Regions from separate parts of the Homo sapiens genome. Here region 2 is linked to region 1. A link is a loop called in an ENCODE intact Hi-C map of the cell type or tissue named here. Cell type or tissue: mammary epithelial cell. All regions are shown on one strand. Links, peaks and the distances in the headings refer to the core of each region. The heading gives the core; the rest is flanking DNA. Region 1 has its middle 93 kb from the start of LINC02643. Region 2 holds the start of MLLT10 (MLLT10 histone lysine methyltransferase DOT1L cofactor).

Region 1 (10,056 bases), core at 1,744-6,743:
TGCCCAGGCTGGAGTGCAATGGCATGATCTCAGCTCACTGCAACCTCCACTTCCCAGGCTCAAACAATTCTCGTGCCTCAGCCTCCCGAGTAGCTGGGATTACATGAATGCACCTCCACTCCTGGCTAATTTTTGCATTTTTAGTAGAGACAGGGTTTCATCATGTTGGCCAGCCTGGTCTCGAACCCCTGGCCTCAAGTGTTCCACCCGACTTGGCCTCCCAAAGTGCTGGGATTACAAGTTTGAGCCACCACACCCAGCCTATACACTATATTCTTACAATACAGTATGCTAGAGAAAAGAAAAATGTTATTTAAGAATCATAAGGAAAAAATATTTGCTTTTTTTAATTTAAATTATTAATATTAATTATTTTAAAATAAAATTTAAAAAGAAAATATATTGACTATTCATTGAGTGGAAGTGGATCATCATAAAGGTCTTCATCCTCATCATCTTCACATTGAGTAGGCTGAGGAGAAGGAAGAGGAGGAGGGGTTGGTTTTGCTGTCTCAGGGAAGGCAGAGGAGGAAGAAAGTCCATGTGTAAGTGGACCCATGAAGTTCACGCCTGTGTTGTTCAAGGGCTAACTGTAAATTCTGCCCACCACCATGCAAGTGAATTTAGAGGTGGATTCTTCCCCAGCTGAGCCTTCAGATGAGATGCCCACCCCACCCTGCTCAACAGCTTTATCGCGGCCTCATGAGCGACCCTGGAGCAGAGCATCTCTCAACTAAATCATGCCCAGGTCCTGACTCCCAGAAACTATAAGCTAATGAATGTGTGCTGTTTTAAGCCATTTTAAGCTTTTAATAAATACACTGGCTTTCTGCATCTCTCTTCCTATGGGCGTTTTCTGTCTCAGGCTTGACCCCAGCAGAAAACATTACCAGAGCAACCTTCAATCACTAGATTTGGACAAGTTTCCCCAGCTTCCAGACCTTAAGTGGGATGACTCCAAAATAGGGGTCTCCGAGAGTTCCTCTCACTGAGCCCGAGTGGTGCAGAGTGCCCACTCACGAAACCCACTTTGCAGGTTTTCCTCCTCTCTGTTTTTCGTGTCCTCACTCCTCCTAATATTTCCTGAGATCACCTCTGCAAAACCTACTTGCACCCATGTGTCTTGTTTGCTTTTGTAAAACCTGAACTAACATAGACTCATCACATTACCAGCTTTTTTTTTTTTTTTTTTTTGAGACAGAGTTTTGCTCTTGTTGCCAAGGCTGGAGTGCAATGACGGAATCTTGGCTCACCGCAACCTCTGCCTCCTGGGTTCAAGCAATTCTCCTGCCTCGGCCTCCCGAGTAGCTGGGATTACAGGCAAGTGCCACCACACCCAGCTAATTTTTTTTTTTTTTTTTTTTTTGTATTTTTAGTAGAGACGGGGTTTCTCCATATTGGTCAGGCTGGTCTTGAATTCCCGACCTCAGGCGATCTGCCTGCCTCAGCCTCCCAAAGTGCTGGGATTGGGATTACAGGAGTGAGCCACCACAGCCAGCCCTTTCTTTTTTTTTTTTTTTTTTTAAAGACAGAGCCTCACTCTGTTGCCCAGACTGAAGTGCAGTGGTGTGATCTCAACTCATTCTGACCTCCGCCTCCTAGGTTCAAGCGATTGTCATGCCTCAGCCTCCTGAGTAGATGAAACTACAGGTGTGCACAACCATGCCTGGCTAATTTTTTGTATTTTTAGTGGAGACAGCGTTCCACCATGTTGGGCAGGCTGGTCTCAAACTCCTGACCTCTAGTGATCTGCCCACCATAGCCTCCCAAAGAGCTGGGATTACAGGCGTGAGCCACCACGCCCAGCCCAACTTACCACCTTTCTGTGCTTATAAAAACCTAGAATTTTTCTTCTACATGTCCAGGCTCTGCTGTTGTGAGGTTAACCCACACCTTGGGCTTCATCCCACCACAACCCTCCACCCACCAACCCCTAGTGTAGCCCTGGTGTGGCTTTTCAAGTTCCTTGCCTTGAGACCCACACTTCCTATAATCTTCTACCCCTTCCTCACAGAAGCCTCTTCTCACCAAAACTGAGCCACAAGTAGAATATGGTAGTTTGTTGGTCAAAACTGATTGCCACTCGAGTATGATGGCTCATGCCTATAATCCCAGCCTTTGGGAGGCCGAGGTGGATGGATCTCTTGAGTTCAGAAGTTTGAGACCAGCCTGAGCAATATGTCAAAACCCCATCTCTACAAAAATATACAAAAATTAGCCAGAGGCCAGGAGTGATGACTCATGTCTGTAACCCTAGAGCTTTGGGAGGCCAAAGCAGGCAGATCACTTGAGGCCAAGAGTTCGAGACCAGCCCGGCCAACATGGGGAAACCCCATCTCTACTAAAAATATAAAAATTAGCCAACAGTGATGGCAGGCGCTGGTAATCCCAGCTACTTGTGAAGCTGAGGCATGAGAATCACGTGAACCTGAGAGGCGGAGGTTGCAGTGAGCCAAGATCATGCCAGTGTACTCCAGCCTGGGTGATAGAGTGAGACTGTCTCAAAAAAAAAAAAATTAGCCAGGTATAGTGGTGCACACTTGTAGTTCCAGCTACTTGGGAGGCTGAGGTAGAAGGTTCACTTGAGCCCAGGAGGTCAAGGCTGCAGTGAGTCATGATGACACTACTGTACTCCAGCCTGAGTCACAGAAGAAGACCCTGTCTCAAAAACAAAAACAAAAAAAAACACGATTGCTCATGCCTGCAGGTATATAGTCTGGAGCCAATGCACCAAATATTTCTTTCTTTTTTTTTTTTTTTTTTGAGACGGAGTCTCGCTCTGTCGCCCAGGCTGGAGTGCAGTGGCACAATCTCAGCTCACTGCAAACTCCACCTCCTAGGTTCAAGCGATTCTCCTGCCTCAGCTTTCCAAGTAGCTGGGATTACGAGTGCCCACCACCACTCCTGGCTAAATTTTGTATTTTTAGTAGAAACTGGGTTTCCCCCATGTTGGCCAGGCTGGTCTCGAACTCCTGACCTCAAGTGATCCACCCACTTTTGCCTCTCAAAGTGCTGGGATTACAGGCATAAGCCACTGTGCCTGGCCCAAAACTTAACCTTTCTAGGCTTCAGTTTCCACATTGGTCAAATGGAAATAGTGATAGGATCAATAACATGTATTGCTGTGTGGGTGCATGGGACAGAACATACAGTTAGTCATTGGTGCTACCCAGTGCTCAGAAATCATTATCTTCTGTTACTGTGACCAATTGTCATTCCCTGCCTCTTGCATTCTATTTCAGTCCCAGGTAATGATTCTTCTGACACAATGCTTTGGGCCTTTCCATGTTAACATAGTCTTCCAGGACTGTTTTTAACACCTTGTCCATTGGTTTTATGAAAGTCATTTTTTTCTTTCTTTCTTTCTTTTTTAAGAGACAAGGTGTCTTGCAGGTGTTAGGCAGGCTGGCCTCCAACTCTTGGGCTCAAGTAGTCCTCCTACCTCTTCTTGTTTGTAAACTGGGAGTAATTATAGCACCTACTTCATTGAGCTGTTGTCTATATTCAATGACAAAAGACCCCTTGAGGCTTCGCCTAGTTATCTGGAAAGCAGTAAGTGCTCAGTAAATTTTAGCTGCTACTATTACTACTAACAACATGTGAGGGATGATTGGGAAACGCCAGCACCACAGAACATTCTGGTTGACTGAACCAGAATATGTGGCCTCAAAGCATGCATGCAAAGATCTGATTTGAGCCGGGCATGGTGGTGCACACATGCAGTCCCAGCTACTCGGGAGCCTGAGGCGGGAGAATTGCTTGAGCCCAGGAGTTCAAGACCAGCCTGGCCACACAGCAAGACGCCGTCTCTACAGAATAAAAATAAAAACATGAGCTAGGTGTGGTGGCGTGCACCTATCATCCCAGCTACTCAGGAGGCTGAGGCAGGAGGATCACTTGAGCCCAGGACGTCGAGGCTTCAGTGAGCTATGATGGCACCACTGCACTCCAGGCTAGGTGACAGAGTAAAACCCTCACTCTAAAAAATGAAAAGTAAACTGGTGTGGGGCTGTTCTCAGTGATGAGGCCCTGGACCCATAACTGCTAGGGCTGGGAGGAGTTTGGAAATCTCTTCTGTGCAGTCATCATGGGTCAATGAGGGAGGCTTAGGCCAAGACCCACTTCCAACAGAGACTCTCCACCTTCAGCTGTTTACTGTATTAGGGGTCTATCGGAGCACTGATTTGAGGAAAGGATTCTGCCAAGAAGAATGCAGAAAGGAAGGGACAGAGGAAGAGAAGGAGTTTTAGAACCATTGAGAGTACAACCCCTTCCTTTTACAGATGTGGATTTGAGGCCCAGAGAAGTTCGGTGAGATCTGCCCCTGAGTTACATAGCCAGGGAGTTCTCTGCAGGGCCAAGGTTAGAATCAGGCCTCCTCACTCCCCGCAAGGCCTGTCCACCACACTGGCTGCTTCAAATCCAACGTTGCCTCCAGGGGGCGCTATACCCCTTGTATTGTATGTGCATGGCACCTCCCTGAGGCCCTGCACCTCCAGAATCTTAGCAATTAGATAGTTCATAGCCCCAGCGCCATGAAGAAAGATCACAGCTACAACAAGCATGTCTTATGTGTGTACTGTGCCTTACAGAGGCGGGCAGAATTTCTCTGTGTGGGCTGGATATTTACTATTTAGGCTCTACACATCATACCGTCTCTGTTGCATAGCCTCAACTCTGACATGGAAGAACAAAAGCAGCTATAGGCAGTAAGTAAACCAACCAGCCTGGCTGCATTCCAATAAAACTTTATTTATGGATGCCAAGATTTGAATTTCATATAATGTTCACATGTCACAAAAATAGCCATCTTTTTATTTTTTCAATTTTTTTTTTTTTTTTTTTTAGACAGTCTCCCTCTGCTCCCTCTGTTGCCTAGGGTGGAGTGCAGTGGCATGAGTAGCTCACTGTAACCTCTAACTTCTGGCCTCAAGCAATCCTCCCGCCTCAGCCTACTAAAGCACTGGGATTACAGGCCACCATGCCTGGCCTATTTTTTGTTTCAACACTTTAAAAATATAGGCCAGGCACAGTGGTTCATGCCTGTAATCTCAGCAGTTTGGGAGGCCAAGAAGGGCGGATCACTGGAGGTCATGAGTTCGAGACCAGCCTGGCCAACATGGCAAAACCTAAAAATACAAAAAATTAGCTGGGCATGGTGGCAGGCACCTGTAATCCCAGCTACTCAGGAGGCTGAGACATGAGAATCACTTGAACCTGGGAGGCAGAGGCTGCAGTGAGCCAAGATCGCATCATTGCACTCCAGTCTGGGTGACAGAGCCAGAATCCATATAAAAAAAAAAAAAAAAAGTAAAAACCATTCTTAGTTTGTGGGCTGTACAAAAACAAGCAGCAGGCTAAATGTGTCCCACGGGCCATCATTTGCTGCCACCTGGTTCATATGATTCATTGGTATTCTTGTCTCTCTTGAGCTTTGCAAGAGTTATAAAAGCTGACAAGGGAAGTATCAGATCTACTTCTTAGAAACAGAAATGGACCAAAACCCAGAGGTTAATTTTATACTTTATTGCCCAAACTCTAAAGCTTCTCTGCCGCTTAAGAGAAGCCAAAAAGTCCCCTAAAGACCCTAAAAAAAAGCCAGTTTTGAAATAATCTTCTGATTGAGGCTGCCTAGAACCCAAGTGGATCTTGCAGATTAGGGTCACCTGGGGTCTTTCCACGGTTCGTTCCAGTCCAAGCATAAATCCCCGTGATGCCCCTATAGCAAAATGGAACCAGCATGGGTTCCAGAACACATGGGCCGAAGTCACATGACCATCTCTTCCAGGGGTGCAATTCTCATTTCTACATGTGAAATGGATCACCCATATGCTCCCATACATACCCAACCAAAAAAAATCAAGCTGTTAAATGTATGAGTTTATACCACTGCCCTAGGCAGTAGAACAAAAGAATTGTAAGTCCCTTTAGGAGTTGGATTTCGGGCAAAGAGCAATGAATGGGGAGAAAGATTCTAGGCATGCCAGCCCAGAGAGATACAAAAGGCAGATAGGAAGGTGGGAGGTTGTATTGGGGGTGACTGAAAAAGACAGTGGCCTAGGAGGTGTGGATGGTGAACAGGGGTCCCCCAGAGTCAAGAAAGAGCCAAGACTTCATGTAAGGGGCATTGTAGGTATTTTTGGTTTTTCTTTTTCCTTTTTTTTTTTTTTTTTTTTGCCTATTGCCCAGGCTGGAGTGCAGTGGTGCAATCCTAGCTCACTGCTCACTGTAACCTCCACCTCCCAGGTTCAAGCGATTCTCCTGCCTCAGCCTCCCGAGTAGGTGGGATTACAGGCACACACCATCGCGCATGGCTAATTGTTGTATTTTTAGTAGAGACAGGGTCTCACCATGTTGGCCAGGCTGGTCTCAAACTCCTGACCTCAGGTGATCTGCCCACATCGTCTTCCCAAAGTGCTGTGATTACAGGCGTGAGCCACCTCACCCAGCCAAGCATTGTAGATTTTTTAAGGTGAGAAGTAACAGGAAGAAATGCATCTTAATCTGATGATATTGTATAGGATGGTAGAGAAATAGGCAGATATGTTCAAATATTTAGAAGACTGTTAGAGTATTCCAGGGATGAGCTAAAGGAGGCCCAACCCACAGAGTCATGGCAGAGGTCAAGCACAAATGCTCTTCCAAAGGAAAGACAAAATGCCTGGGATTCACCAGACCTGGAGGCCTGAGCTGTCAACAGGGATCTAGTGAATCCAGCCTGAGTGAGTGAACTACTTCCTCCTTTTATGAATAATCAGTTTGTCTGCACTGACTCTAATTAGTGTAAATATAGTGAGCTTCCAGCACAAAATACCAAGCATTCTGGCCCAGTGCAAGCCCTTGTTTTTTGGTTTTGGGGTTTTTTGTGTGTGTGTTTTTAGAGAGAAGGGATCTTGCTATATTGCCCAGGCTGGTCTCAAACTCCTTGCCTCAAGTAATCCTCCTGCCTCAGCCTCCCAACTCGCTGGGATTACAGGTACACACCACCACTCTCTGCTGCTTGTCTTTCCTTTTCTTTCTTTCTTTTTTTTTTTATAATTAATAGACATTTTTAGAGCCATTTTAGGTTGACATGAAATGGGGTAAAATGTGCAGAGTTCCCGCACAGCCCCTCCCCAAACACACATTCATCCTCCCCACCATCCACATCCTGACATCCCACACCAGTGTGGGACATTTGTTACCTACATAAACCTACGTTAACATATCACGATCACCTGGAGTCCATAGTTTACTTTGGGGGTTCTGTCTGTGTTGTGCATTCTATGGATTTGGAAAAATGCATAATGATGCACATCCCCCATTTAAAGGAACCTACAGGATAATTTCACTGCCCTAAAAGTCCTCTGTCCTCCCCCTTCTCATCCCTCCGTCCCTTCAAGCCCCTAGTCACCAACAGTCTTCTTACTGTATCCATAGTTTTGCCTTTTCCAGAATGTCATGTAACTTTTCCTTTTGAAAAATAAATTCCTTTCTTTTTAAGTAATACACGTGAAGGTACAACAAACAAAAGATGCAATTGTTTTAAAAGTTTCCCTCCTTCTGTCCCACAACCATTCCTCCAGCCTACCAATTTCTTCCCATTCCTATAGATGCAAGTGTGGGATTTGTGCGTATGTGAGACTTTTGAAGGGAGAGGTTGAAAATGAGGTGCTAGCAAGACAGTTAGCCAAAGAGATCAGTAAACATCTGCAACAATGGAAGAGGAATTCCAGTGACAGGTCAGAAGTGAATATGTAGATTTAGGAGCCTCTGCCCAGCCGGTGACTGCTGTGAATGGATGAGCTCTCTGCGGGGGTAGAGAGCAGCAATCCAGGCCTTGGGGAATTCCTTCATTACAAATATTTATTAGTACCTACAATGCAAGAGGCTCCGTAGGGAGCACAAACCTAAGGAAAGGTGCAAACAAACAAAACCAAGCTTTGGTCACAGAGGCAAAAGGGAGGGACGGCTACCATAGTGTCAGGGAATGATGCCAAGGAAAGAGCTCCCAGGAAGGACGAAGTCATACCTTTGCCACCAGATCAAGAAGTTAAGGCCAAAGGCAGGGGGGAAAAAAAAGAAGAAGAAGCAAAAAGAAGCATTGATGACAGAAAGTTCAGCTGGAGCCTGAGGAACAAAGCCATATATTGAATTAATAGGGACTGTGCAGTGAGGAACTAGAGGCTGAAGAAAGACCATTTTACAACAGGTCATATTGTCAGAGGCGTGTGAACCTCTGAGCAACTCCATGTTGAATAGGAGCTGGGTAAAATGAGGCTGAGACCTACTGGGCTGCATTCCCAGACAGTTAAGGCATTCTAAGTCACAGGATGACATAAAGGGTCACCACAAGATACAGGTCATAAAGATATTGCTGATTAAAAAAAGGTTGCAATAGGCAGGGCGCAGTGGCTCACGCCTGTAATCCCAGCACTTTGGGAGGCCGAGGCAGGCAGATCACCTGAGGTTAAGAGTTCGAGACCAGCCTGGCCAACATGGTGAAACCCCTTCTCTACTGAAAATACAAAAAATTTTAAAAAATTAGCCAGGCATGGTGGCATGCACCTGTAAGCCCAGCTACTTGGGAGGCTGAGGCAGGAGAATAGCTTGAACCCAGGAGGCAGAGGTTGCAGTGAGCAGAGATCATGCCACTGCACTCTAGCCTGGGCGACAGGGCAAGACTGTGTCTCAAAAAAAAAAAAAAAAAAAATTGCGGTAAAGAAGCCAGCTAAAACCCACCAGAACCAAAATGGCAACAAGAGTGACCTCTGGTTGTCCTCACTGCTACATTCCCATTAGCGCCATGACGGTTTACAAATAAATGCCATGGCAACAACAGGAAGTTACCCTATATGGTCTAAAAAGGGGAGGCATGAATAATCCACCGCTTGTTTAGCATATCATCAAGAAATAACCATAAAAACGGGCAACCAGCAGCCCTTGGGGCTGCCCTGTATACAAAGTAGCCATTCTTTTATTCCTTTACTTTCCTAATAAACTTGCTTTCACTTTACTCTACAGACTCCCCCTGAATTATTTGTTGCGTGAGATCCAAGAACCGCCTCTTGGGGTCTGGATCTGGACCCCTTCCCTATAACTTTGGAGCCTGTGGTATTCCAGAATTTGGATGATTTTTGGTTTTAGAAAGGTTATAGAGTACATATATTCTATTATATTCCATGTAACACACCCAGCAGAGTCTGGAATAAGACCCCTCAATCAAACCTATTAATATTTCTGCAGTGAATCATATGAATATTCATACCAAGTGGGATAGGTAAAGACTACAAAATTTCAGCTTCTCCTTAAGAAAATCTTTTGGGTTTTCAGAGCTTCTTAGACTTCAGAACAGATAAGGGACCTGAGCTGAATTTCTTTTCAGGGCTTAGGTAGAGCAGCATGGGTTTATTTTAGGTCTTAGACTGCAACAAATAGTGAAGGTCCTCCATCGGACTCTAAGTGGCTTGGCCAGTCGGGCATGGTGGCTCAAGCCTGTAATCCCAGCACTTTGGGAGGCCCAGGTGGGTGGATCACTTGAGGTCAGGAGTTCGAGACCAGCCTGGTTCAACATAGCAAAACCTAATCTGCACTAAAAAAAAAAAAAAAAAAAAAAAATGAGCCAGGTATGGTGGCTCACGCCTGTAGTCCCAGCTACTCAGGAAGCTGAGGCAGGAGAATCTGTAGAACCCAGGAGGCAGAGGTTACAGTGAGCCGAGATCGCACCACTGCACTACAGCCTGGGTGACAGAGCAAGACTCCGTCTCCAAAAAAAAAAAAAAAAAAAAAAACGAAAATGAAGTGGCTTGAAGACAGAATTCAGTCTGATGATATTTCCTTGGCACATAGTGCATGTCCACTAATTTCAGCTGCACTGAGCTTTTGTTCTTTCTAATCATTACAATGCCTAGGCCTGATCACCGTCCCAACTTGGCTCTTCCTGCAGCCCACCCTCCCAGCCCAAGTCAGCCCAAGTTCCAGAATTACTCCTCCATTGATATGCAGCAAGCACATCTTATTTCTCTTCTTAAATCCAAACTCAATAGCCATCTGTTTGTTCTGGTATTCTAGCACTAA
Region 2 (10,056 bases), core at 2,695-7,694, 260 kb after region 1:
GGATGGAAAAAGGGCATGAATGGGGGTGGGGATGGAGAGGGACAAGTAGCATTCCTGGTCAGTCTTTGTGATACCTTTCTTTAATTTTATGTCATTATATTTTCCACTTCTGCTTGCACCAACGATCATTGCTTTTTTAATTGGGGTAAAGTGCCACCATATAAAATTTACCTACCTTCTGGCTCTCAAGCGCCGCAGTAAAATAAGGCTGACAAAAAGTGATCCGAGGCTTGTGTGTTTAATTCGCCAGGAATGTTAAGCTTCATAAGATTCACCCTATGGGGTCATGTTGGTCCTTGGCACTGTTACTATACAGTTTCAAGAGGTAAATATGCACATTATAGATTTTAAAAATCTAAGATGTACTAGACCAACAGTTTATTAATCGAAGGAATAAAAAATGAATTTGTCAACCTCATTCTTTCTGGGACACAATGCACTTAATTAACATATTCTTGGGCTTGTTTCTGGATTTGGTAAGCAGTGGCCCCTTTTGGAGAGGAAAACATTTAAATCTTAAAAAGTGATCTTCTTTGGTCCAAATAGTATTTATAAATTCAGTTTAATTTCTTCTTTTTTTTCAGTCTAAGATATGTTGCATTTCTTTCAAGGTTCTCTTCCATTTCAAAAACTGATTTTCCTCTTTTCCACGTCCAGAATCTTTTCACTCAGATAATCTTATGTGGCCTATAAACAGACACCTAAATATGTCACTTTAATCACACTTTAATTATAACAGAGATGCAGATCTTCAGTGTCAGTAAAAAATGAGAACATGGACCTTACAATACACACTATATTGATGATACTCTGAAAAGTCAAAATATAACACCTTTCAGTATTGCTGCATCATGGAAAAAAATAGTTCAACTCTGAATCGTTAACGAGGTTTAGGTAACACCTAGAATGCCTAAAGGCATCTTTTAGATAGCATTTTTATATTGATAATTGCATGCTGTTTTACTCAAAAAATGTAAATACAGCCATTTGATATCAATTTTATAGCAAAAGAAATAGCTCCGAGGCCAAACACGATTAACCAAACCAAACCTTTCAAATATTAGACCTCGATTCTTAAAAAGATTTTTATTTAGATTACACAAAATTTAAATTTCAGAATTATCTACCAAACTTTCAGAAAATTAAAGTGTATCTAAAAACAATATTAATTATAATTGATTCTAAGTTGGAGATTGTTTTGTAATAAAATGATGACTGTTACATGAAAAGGTGGTAAACATTTGAGGGCTATTTAGAATAGTCAAGTCTAAACTACCTGGTAAATAAAAACTGATATTAATTTCAACTATTGAAAATCTTCAGATAAATCAATTCACCTGAAAATTTTTGTTAATCATTACTTACAAATATTAGTTCAATTGTACATACAAAATAAAATCTTGCTTTACTTTGAAGAATAAAGCTCAGAGTGTAATTAGCTTTTAAACACCAATTGAGGACATTAAACAAACATTTACTCTAGACCTACTATGTGCAAGACACTTGCTAGGTGTGATGGTGAGTAAAAAATAATCACCTAGTAAGATTAACAAGTTTCATTAAATAGATTTTTGAAAAAGCCATTAACAGAATCTCAATTCAAAACATAATTGCAAAGAATATTTTTATATGAAATTTCGAATAGTACTCCATGATATAGGTGCCATGGTGGTTTTGTATCTATAAAGACACGATACTCATTTATGGTGACATATTAATAACAAAGCTAGTTTCAGAAACACTTCAGTATTTTAATCATACTAGCATAAATATATGGCTCATAATAAACTTTTAATGAAAAAGGTAAAAACTCTTGGGTACCAAATGAGCAAAACAAAAAACAGAGATTCCTCTATGTAAAAGAGGATATATCTGAAAGTCTGCACAGATCATAAGAGAGTGTCTTTTTGAGTTTTTCAACTAATTTATTTAGAAAGAAGTTGATAGACTCCAATGAGGTTTAGCAGATGCAGGAATTCTAATTGCTTTTTGCTTAAAAAACTTAGTCGAAGAGCCAATATAGAATTTTACACACTATGGAAGTCAAGAATCTGAGTTCAGGAAAGTGTATCTAGTCTCAGCATTATAGAAGTATACCTCACATGGATGTAGAAATAGACCTCAGTTTCTATACCCCATTGTAGAAATTTATATATACCTTGACAATGGGTACAATAGACTAAATATAATATGCGCAAACAGAAGGCAAATAAAACTTTAATTTACAAAGGAGATAAATATGAATAGTACTAACCTCTGAAATGAATATGGTTTTAAATATTTCTTTCATAATATCTACTTATGTAAATAATTATGGAAAAGCAAATACAGAAATTTGGTGCCTACCTTAAAGAATAAAGAAAATTATTGGAAGATATATTACCCATAGAGCGAAAATACATCTTCCCATTATAGTAGGGTTAGAGGTTACATCATAAAATACTTTACTTGAGTTTTTTGTGGTTTGCCTCAGATGATTAGTTTGGAGAAACAGATGAGCTAGTACTGAGTTAGCTGCTGTTATGTGAAGCAATGTTTAGAGACAACAGGGTTTCATTTTATTCTAGAGGTACTACATACACTTTTTTGAAGGATATTTTGAGAATATAAAATAAAAATTTAGGGTAACATTTTACAGTTGAAATTGTTCTTTTTCACAAAGTTATTTTATAACTCCTATGGTAATTTATTTTTATATTGCTATGTATTTTAAAAAGCATACTTGAACTTTAACAATTCTGCCAATGTAATTACAAGTTTTATCCATTTTGAGGTAGGAAAATTAGCATATTCAGCCAATTGTTACATATATGACTATATATATATATATATATATATATATATATATATGTCTCACAAAGGACAAATACAACTTTCTCACTGCTATATTCCCCATATCCAAAACAGTCCCCAGTACACAGTAAATGTTGAATAAATATTTACTGAATGAATAATTAATTGTGTATTTGAACTGTTTTACTGTTTTATACTGTCTGCTTTTCTTCCTTTTCACTTAACATTTTATAGAAATATACAAAATATTATACTTCAGATATACAAGAAAAAGTTTGATATCTGGTACAAGTTAAAATGAAAATGAGTTATTTACACTCATGTTTTTTCTTATAATTTTCATACTCAACATATGTTAAAATCAGTTTTAAATAATTTGAATTATATTTTGTGAACACTTATGTATACATCTTTAACAAAATTTGTTTCAGATACTATTGTTTATATACAGGCTGTTATGAAATAATACATTTTCCCTATTTTTAAAAATTTCTGAAACCTCTTACAAATGATACATTTTTTTTGTTTTGTTTAGGAAATAGCAAGTGTTTACTTACATTTGTTTTAAGTGTTAAAGAATAGGGCAAGGTACCCATCCTTCTTTACATACAAATTAATTCCTTCACAAGAACTAAGCTCCAATGCATTAAAAATAAAACAAATGTGTTTTTAAATAATTTAATGCATTAAGGCTTGGCTGCAGTGTTTGGGAGGGGAAGTTTCACACTGATTTTTAACTCAGAATTGCTCTATAGTAAGAGTCTGAACAGGACTTGGATATTGAGCTGGTATCCTTTGTATAAGGGTGAAGATAAAATATATGGTTAAGATACACAAGACAGTATAGTTTTGTTTGAAGCCCGTTTTAGTTTCATAAATTTTTAAGGTAGTTAAAAAATATAATTATTATATATCCAGAAATGTATTAATTGTTGTCACATCCCAAAAAAGAATTCATATTATGTAGTCTTGTAGTCACCTTTTCTAAATGCACTATGTGAATTCTCATTGTTTTAGTGTATATTTTAATTGCCATTACTTTGTATATCTCAGCTTTTAAAACATCTGAATTTGCTATATATGCTCTCATTGTGCTGTATACCTATTATCACTCTTACACAGATTTCTAGCAATTAATTTGAAATAGAAAAACAGCCATGATACCTTTTCTAACCCCCCTTTATCAGAAGAACATTTAGAAGGCTTTTAAAGCCCAAACCATTATATTATCTTTTGGCGACCGACTAGGAGAACTTGGGTTCTCTATGCTTTAGCACTGTGAAAGTGCATCTTCCAGATCAGCACATTTATAATGCGAATTGCTGATAAAGAACCATTTTGTACCTGCAAGGTATTAATCAAAAGTCATGAATTCGCCTTTTAACTGGGCTTGTCATTTAAACAATCTATGCATAATTCTGATTTCATGCGAAACTTTTCTAATTAGACATTTTTTGCTTAAACATCAATATTGGGCTTTACGGATGCATAAGGAATAGGCAGACAGTGGAAGATTTTAGTTTAAAAGTGCTCAGCATCCAGCTAATTAATCTATGCAGATAGGCCTAATCCATTTTCCATTTGTTTGTGAGGTGGGAGCTCTCATCTTTCTGCCACTTTTAAATGACCTCACATTTCCAAGTATAAATTTGGAGAAAAGACCCGGATCAGAGGAATCCTCCATCAAAACTGGACGCCACTGTCTGATGGCGTTAATTATGTTTTAGCGACTGACTAGGAGGGCTAGAGTTCCTTCTTCCTTTTGGTGTAATACAACTGCATTTTCCGGATCATCGTATTATATTGCTAATTCCGGATAAACCACCATTTGTCCTGCACACCGAGCTGAGGGGCGCCTTGGCGTTCCCTCTCCGAGTGCAGCCCTAACACAGGCTTTTGACCTTCAGCCTGGAATACACTTTCGTTTGTCATTGGGGCCCACGTAGTGCGAAAATGGGCGGCAGATTTGGTAGGACTTCCAGCGGGTGAACTTTGGGAAGAGTCCAGGACGTGAATTTAATGGGTGGAGTGGCTGCGGCAGCACTGTGAAGTTAGCGCGGCCAACTGCAGGAAGCCATGCTTCATTACACCCTTCATGGAAGCTGGCACACTCGCCCCACCCTCGTTTTCCACGGGCCAGTCTTGGAGGAAAAGGCCAGCAGGTAGGTTCCCAGGGCACGGAGATGATGCCCCCGGGGACTCCCCTCTGGCGATTCTGAGAAAACCCCTTCCCAGCCCTGGGCGTCCACCTCCCCCGCCACCTCCCAGGCCTCTTCCCGACGCTCACACGCGGCCCGCGCCACCAGCGCTGCAGAGGGCGGCCCTAACGTCCCCGCCCCCGCGTGCGCGCCCCCGCGCCCGTTCATTCCGGCCTCCGCGCGCCGCCGGCTCCCCTCGCGCCCACCCCCAGCACACCTCGGCGGCGGCGAGCGGCGCGGGGGAGGGGGACGGGGCCCCGGAGGTAGGCCGGGGGCAGCCAACAGGCCGCGGCAGCGCGCACGCAGGGCTAGCCTCGCCCAGGCCTCCTCCCTCACGCCGGCCGCAGGACGGGCGCGCACGCCAAGTGACGCTCCGAGGAGGAAGCGCAGCCCCCTTCCCCTCCCTCGCTGCCCCTGGCCCAGCGGGAGCCCCCCCTCCCCCCAGTGCGCCTGTGCGGAGGCCCTCTTGATTATGTGTGCCCTCTCCGGGCGCCCGCGTTAGCGGCCGGGTGGAGGTGGGGAGGGAAGACGCTGAGGAGGAGGAGGAGGCGGAGGAGGCGGTGGAGGGGAGGTGGGGGGAATCAGCAAGGACATGGCTCCTGACTCCTGTGCGGAACGTGAGTGACTGAGCGGCAAAGCCCGAGTGAGCGAGCGGTGGGCTGCCGGGCCGGGCGGGGGGCGCCGGGGCGGGCTCGGGGGGCTGTGTGGGGGGGAAGCACTAATCGGCTTGCATGTGTTTTTTAATGGTCCCCCCAACTCCCTCTTAGATGGTCTCTAGCGACCGGCCCGTGTCACTGGAGGACGAGGTCTCCCATAGTATGAAGGAGATGATTGGAGGCTGTTGCGTTTGCTCAGACGAGAGAGGCTGGGCCGAGAACCCGCTGGTTTATTGCGACGGGCACGGCTGCAGCGTCGCGGTGCATCAAGGTAAACACCCAACCGCCCGCCGGGGCGCGCCGGCCTGCGCCCAACGGTCACCGCCGCCCCCACCTGGGCCGCAACCGCCGGCGCCCCCGCCCCGTGCCGCGGCCGCGGGAGGGACGCGGAGGGTCCGCGGCGGGGCGCGGGGGGTGTGGGCCGCGCATGTGGGAGAAAGTGCGTGTGGCCCGGACTGTCATGTGATTCCGCTCTCACTCTCTCAAGTGTCATTCGGCCGCCGCCTGCGCCTGGGGCCGGGGTCTGCTGACTCGGCGGGGCGGGGCGGGGCAGGGCGGCGGCCGCGCCCTCGAGATCTGGGCCGGGGTGGGGGCGGGGGCGGGGGCGGGGGCGGTGCGCGCCCTTCCCGGGGTTCCCGGGGCCACGGGGGTGGGTTTGGGAGAGTGGAGCGCCCTCTTCTCCCCTGGCCTGCAGCCGCCTGTCTGCCGCAGTGTTTGGAGACTTCCTGTGGCGTGGAGACGGGCTCGGGAACGCGGCGCCAGTGTGGGGAGGCTGGGGGTCGCCTTGCCTCTTTAGATGGGGAGGGATGCGGGGCCCGTTGCACCCCGAGCCAGAAGGCTCGGGCCCTGCCGCCGCCGCCCGGTAGCTGTCTGCGGAGGAGATGGCGGAGTCCGTTGCTGACCATGCGGGAGTGGCGGGGCTGCTGCAGCGCCTGTGGGGTGGCCGCGGCAGGCCACCACCAGCCTAGGTGGCTGAAGAGGTGGCGGTGCCAAGTCACTTTTGGGGAGCCTCTTAGTTTATTTCTGGTTGTTAACAATTGATGAGGTTTTTGGATATACAAGAAGGCCGAGGACACTAGTAAGATACTTTTCTGGCCTTTGAAGTGGCCGACTTTTCCCCATTTCACGTGGTAAGGAATCCAGGACAAAACAGTCTATATTCTTTTTTGGTGGCTCCATGTCCCTTCGCATTTCTGAATCTGGCATTAAGCGATGCATATGTTTTTAGTAGTCTGTTGGAAAGGACTACCACCAAAAGGGAGACGAAAATTTGAACATCTGCTAAAGTGCATTTTGTAGAGAAACGAATGTCACACTTGGAAAGGGAGACTTTAGAAGCAGTGGTGATGATTCTGAGGTAGTGTACTTACTCTGAGAATGCTGTTTATTCCCAGACTTTTATTTTTTTACTTTTTATTTTGTTGAGACGGAGTCTTGCTCTGTCACCCAGGCTGTAGTGCAGTGGTGCCATCTCAGCTTACTGCAACCTCTGCCTCCTGGGTTCAAGCGATTGATTCTCCTGCCTCAGCTTCTTGAGTAGCTGGGATAACAAGCACACCCTAGCACACCGGCTAATTTGTATTTTTTAGTAGAGACGGGGTTTCGCCATGTTGGCCAGGCTGGTCTCAAATTCCTGACCTCAGGTGATCCTCTTGCCTCGGCCTCCCAAAGTGCTGGGATTACCGGCGTCAGCCACTGCGCCTGGCCCTAGACTTTTAAAGAAGAGCCAAGTTGCATGTCTTGCTTTTTTAGGGAGTGAATACAATGCGTGTCAAACCAGATACTGATTTTAAGGTCATCCCATGTTCATTGGCATTTTGAAGGCCAATGAATTTCTTATGAATTGGAATTTCTTATGAATTGGATGATAAACTATCAAAATTTGATAATTTCTATGTCCCAATATAGAAAATTTTTATTCAAATCTTAAATTTTCCTTCCTAGAAGTACACCTGAATAAAGTTTTTGGGCAATGATGCTGTGTTTTGGACACCTATGCTGTGTTTTTTGACGGATAGAGCATTTATAGTGAGACACATTTTACAAATTCTGTTTTTTTGAGACAGGGTCTCACTTTGTGGCTCAGGCTGGCATGCAGGGTGCTATTACAGCTCACTGCAGCCTTGACCTTCCAAGCCATCTTCCCACTTCAGCCTTCCCAGTAGCTGGGACCACAGGCCTGGACAACCATGTCGGGCTAATTTTGTATTTTTGGTAGAGGTGGGATTTCACCAGGTTGCCCAGGTTGGTCTTGACTTTTTTTTTTTTGAGACAGAGTTTTGCTCTTGTTGCTCAGGCTGGAGTGCAATGGTGCCATCTCGGCTCACCGCAACCTCTGCATCCAGGTTCAAGTGATTCTCCTACCTCAGCCTCCCGAGTAGCTGGGATTGCAGGCATGGACCACCATGCCCTGCTAATTTTTGTATTTTTTTTAGTAGAGATGGGGTTTCTCCATGTTGGTCAGGCTGGTCTTGAACCCCTGACCCCAGGGTGATCTGCCTGCCTTGGCCTTCCAAACTGCTGGGATTACAGGTGTGAGTCATTGCACCTGGCCTGGTCTCGAACTTTTGAGCTCAAGGGATCTGCCCGCCTTAGCCTCATAAAGTGCTGGGATTACAGGCATGAGCTGCCTTGCCTGGTCCTACAAATGTTTAACTGGAAGTGGAAGTTTAGCTTTTGGAGTTTTAAAAAGTTATACTGAATTTATATTCTGCTGTGATTGTACAGTGGGTAGTACTCTGTTTTGTGAATTTATATTCTTTCTTTCTTTATATATTTTTTTGAGGCGGAGACTCCCTCTGTCGCCCAGGCTGGAATGCAGTGGGGCAATCTCGGCTCACTGCAGCCTCTACCTCCCGGGTTCATGTGATTCTCCTGCCTCAGCCTCCTGAGTAGCTGGGACTACAGGCACTACCACCACACCTGGCTAATTTCTTTTTTTCTTTTTTGAGATGGAGTTTTGCTCTTCTTGTCCAGGCTGGAGTGCAGTGGCGTGATCTCGGCTCAGTGAAACCTTCGCCACCCAAGTTCAAGTGATTCTCCTGCCTCAGCCTCCCAAGTAGCTGGGGTTACAGGCACCTGCCACCATGCCCAGCTAATTTTTAAAAAAATTTTTAGTAGAGATGGGGTTTCACCATCTTGGCCAGGCTGGTCTGGAACTCCTGACCTCAGGTGATCCTCCTGCCTCGGCCTGCCAAAGTGCTGGGATTACAGGCATGAGCCACCGCGTCCGACCTGAATTTATATTCTTTAAATGCTTTCCAATATTTAAGATATTTTCATATTTCTGCCTAGCAAGCTCATGCAGAAGTCTACTTGGTTATTAGTGTTTTTAGAGTTTTAGAAAATTTTCAGTTTTGAGCTAATTATTAACTTTAAAAACCAATTTTAAAACAAGACTGTGATTAGATATGTGATGTATAATTAAATCATTTGGAGCATTCACATCATTATGTATTTAGAAATAAACATACCTTTTTTTTTTTGAGATAGGGTCTCCCTCTGTTGCCCAGGCTGGAGCACAGTGGTGTGATTATGGCTCACTGCAGCCTTGACTTCCCAGGCTCAAGTCAGCCTCCTGAGTAGCTGGGACTGTAGGCACATGCCACCGTGCCCAGCTAATTTTTTTTTTTTTTTTTTTTTAAATTTGAGACGGAGTTTCACTCTTATTGCCCAGGCTGGAGTGCAATGGTGCGATCTTACCTCACTGCAACCTCTGCCTCCCAGGTTCAAGCGATTCTCCTGCCGCAGCCTCCTGAGTAGTAGGATTACAGGCATGTGCCACCACGCCTGGCTAATTTTGTATTTTTAGTAGGGACAGGGTTTCTTCATGTTGGTCAGGCTGGTCTTGAACTCCCAACCTCAGGTGATCCGCCTGTCTCAGCCTCCCAAAGTGCTGGGATTATAGGTGTGAGCCACTGCGCCTGGCCTAATTAAAAAAAATTTTTTTTTTTTGTGGAGATGGAGTCTCACTGTATTGCCTAGACTGTTCTGGAACTCCTGGGCTCCAGCAGCCCTCCCAACTCGACCTCCCAAAATGCTGGGATTACAGGCATGAACCATTGCACCCAGCCTTGATTTATTTAGATGAGGTAACACAAAAGAGTTGCATTTAAAATTTTTACTTGTTAATTAAGTAAGCTGTATATGTGATAAATAGGATGTGAACTGTTTTACTTCTCTGTAAAGAGGTAGTTTACTTGAATAGTGACAGGTGGATTAATAGGGCTTTGAAAGGGTATTTGATTTTTCCATAGTTCTTCGAATCTTAACATTTTAACACATTTCATTTTTCAACAGCTTGCTATGGCATTGTTCAAGTACCCACTGGACCGTGGTTTTGCAGGAAATGTGAATCTCAGGAGAGAGCAGCCAGAGTGGTAAGGACTATTTATCAAAAACATTAAACT

The links. Peaks named below come from ENCODE experiments on the same cell type or tissue, not always from the same donor. Only the 100,000 strongest peaks of a DNase experiment are listed, where the experiment ranks them.
Region 2: a loop joins it to region 1, with 10 times the contacts of the local background. A loop is called at or near these places in 9 of 110 quality-filtered maps.

The regions. Positions count from the first base shown.
Region 1 is chr10:21,274,464-21,284,519 of GRCh38, forward strand. It overlaps a transcript of NEBL not described here. Among named protein-coding and RNA genes, the nearest start is that of LINC02643, 93 kb to the right of the region's middle. RefSeq lists enhancers at 4,410-4,529, 7,356-8,034, 8,035-8,711. In mammary epithelial cell, for the core only: a CTCF peak has its summit at 4,438 (motif pointing right); a DNase peak (open chromatin) is centred at 4,468.
Region 2 is chr10:21,528,887-21,538,942 of GRCh38, forward strand. MLLT10 (MLLT10 histone lysine methyltransferase DOT1L cofactor) reads left to right here and starts at 5,346. Exons shown (of 23, transcript NM_001195626.3): 1 at 5,346-5,634; 2 at 5,759-5,918; 3 at 9,947-10,026. The coding sequence starts at 5,759. RefSeq lists enhancers at 52-695, 4,915-5,628, 6,344-7,056, 7,320-7,833 and silencers at 4,994-5,523, 5,534-5,603, 5,714-6,053, 6,194-6,283. In mammary epithelial cell, for the core only: a CTCF peak has its summit at 4,872; a DNase peak (open chromatin) is centred at 5,205; H3K4me3 peaks cover 2,584 bases; H3K27ac peaks cover 2,218 bases.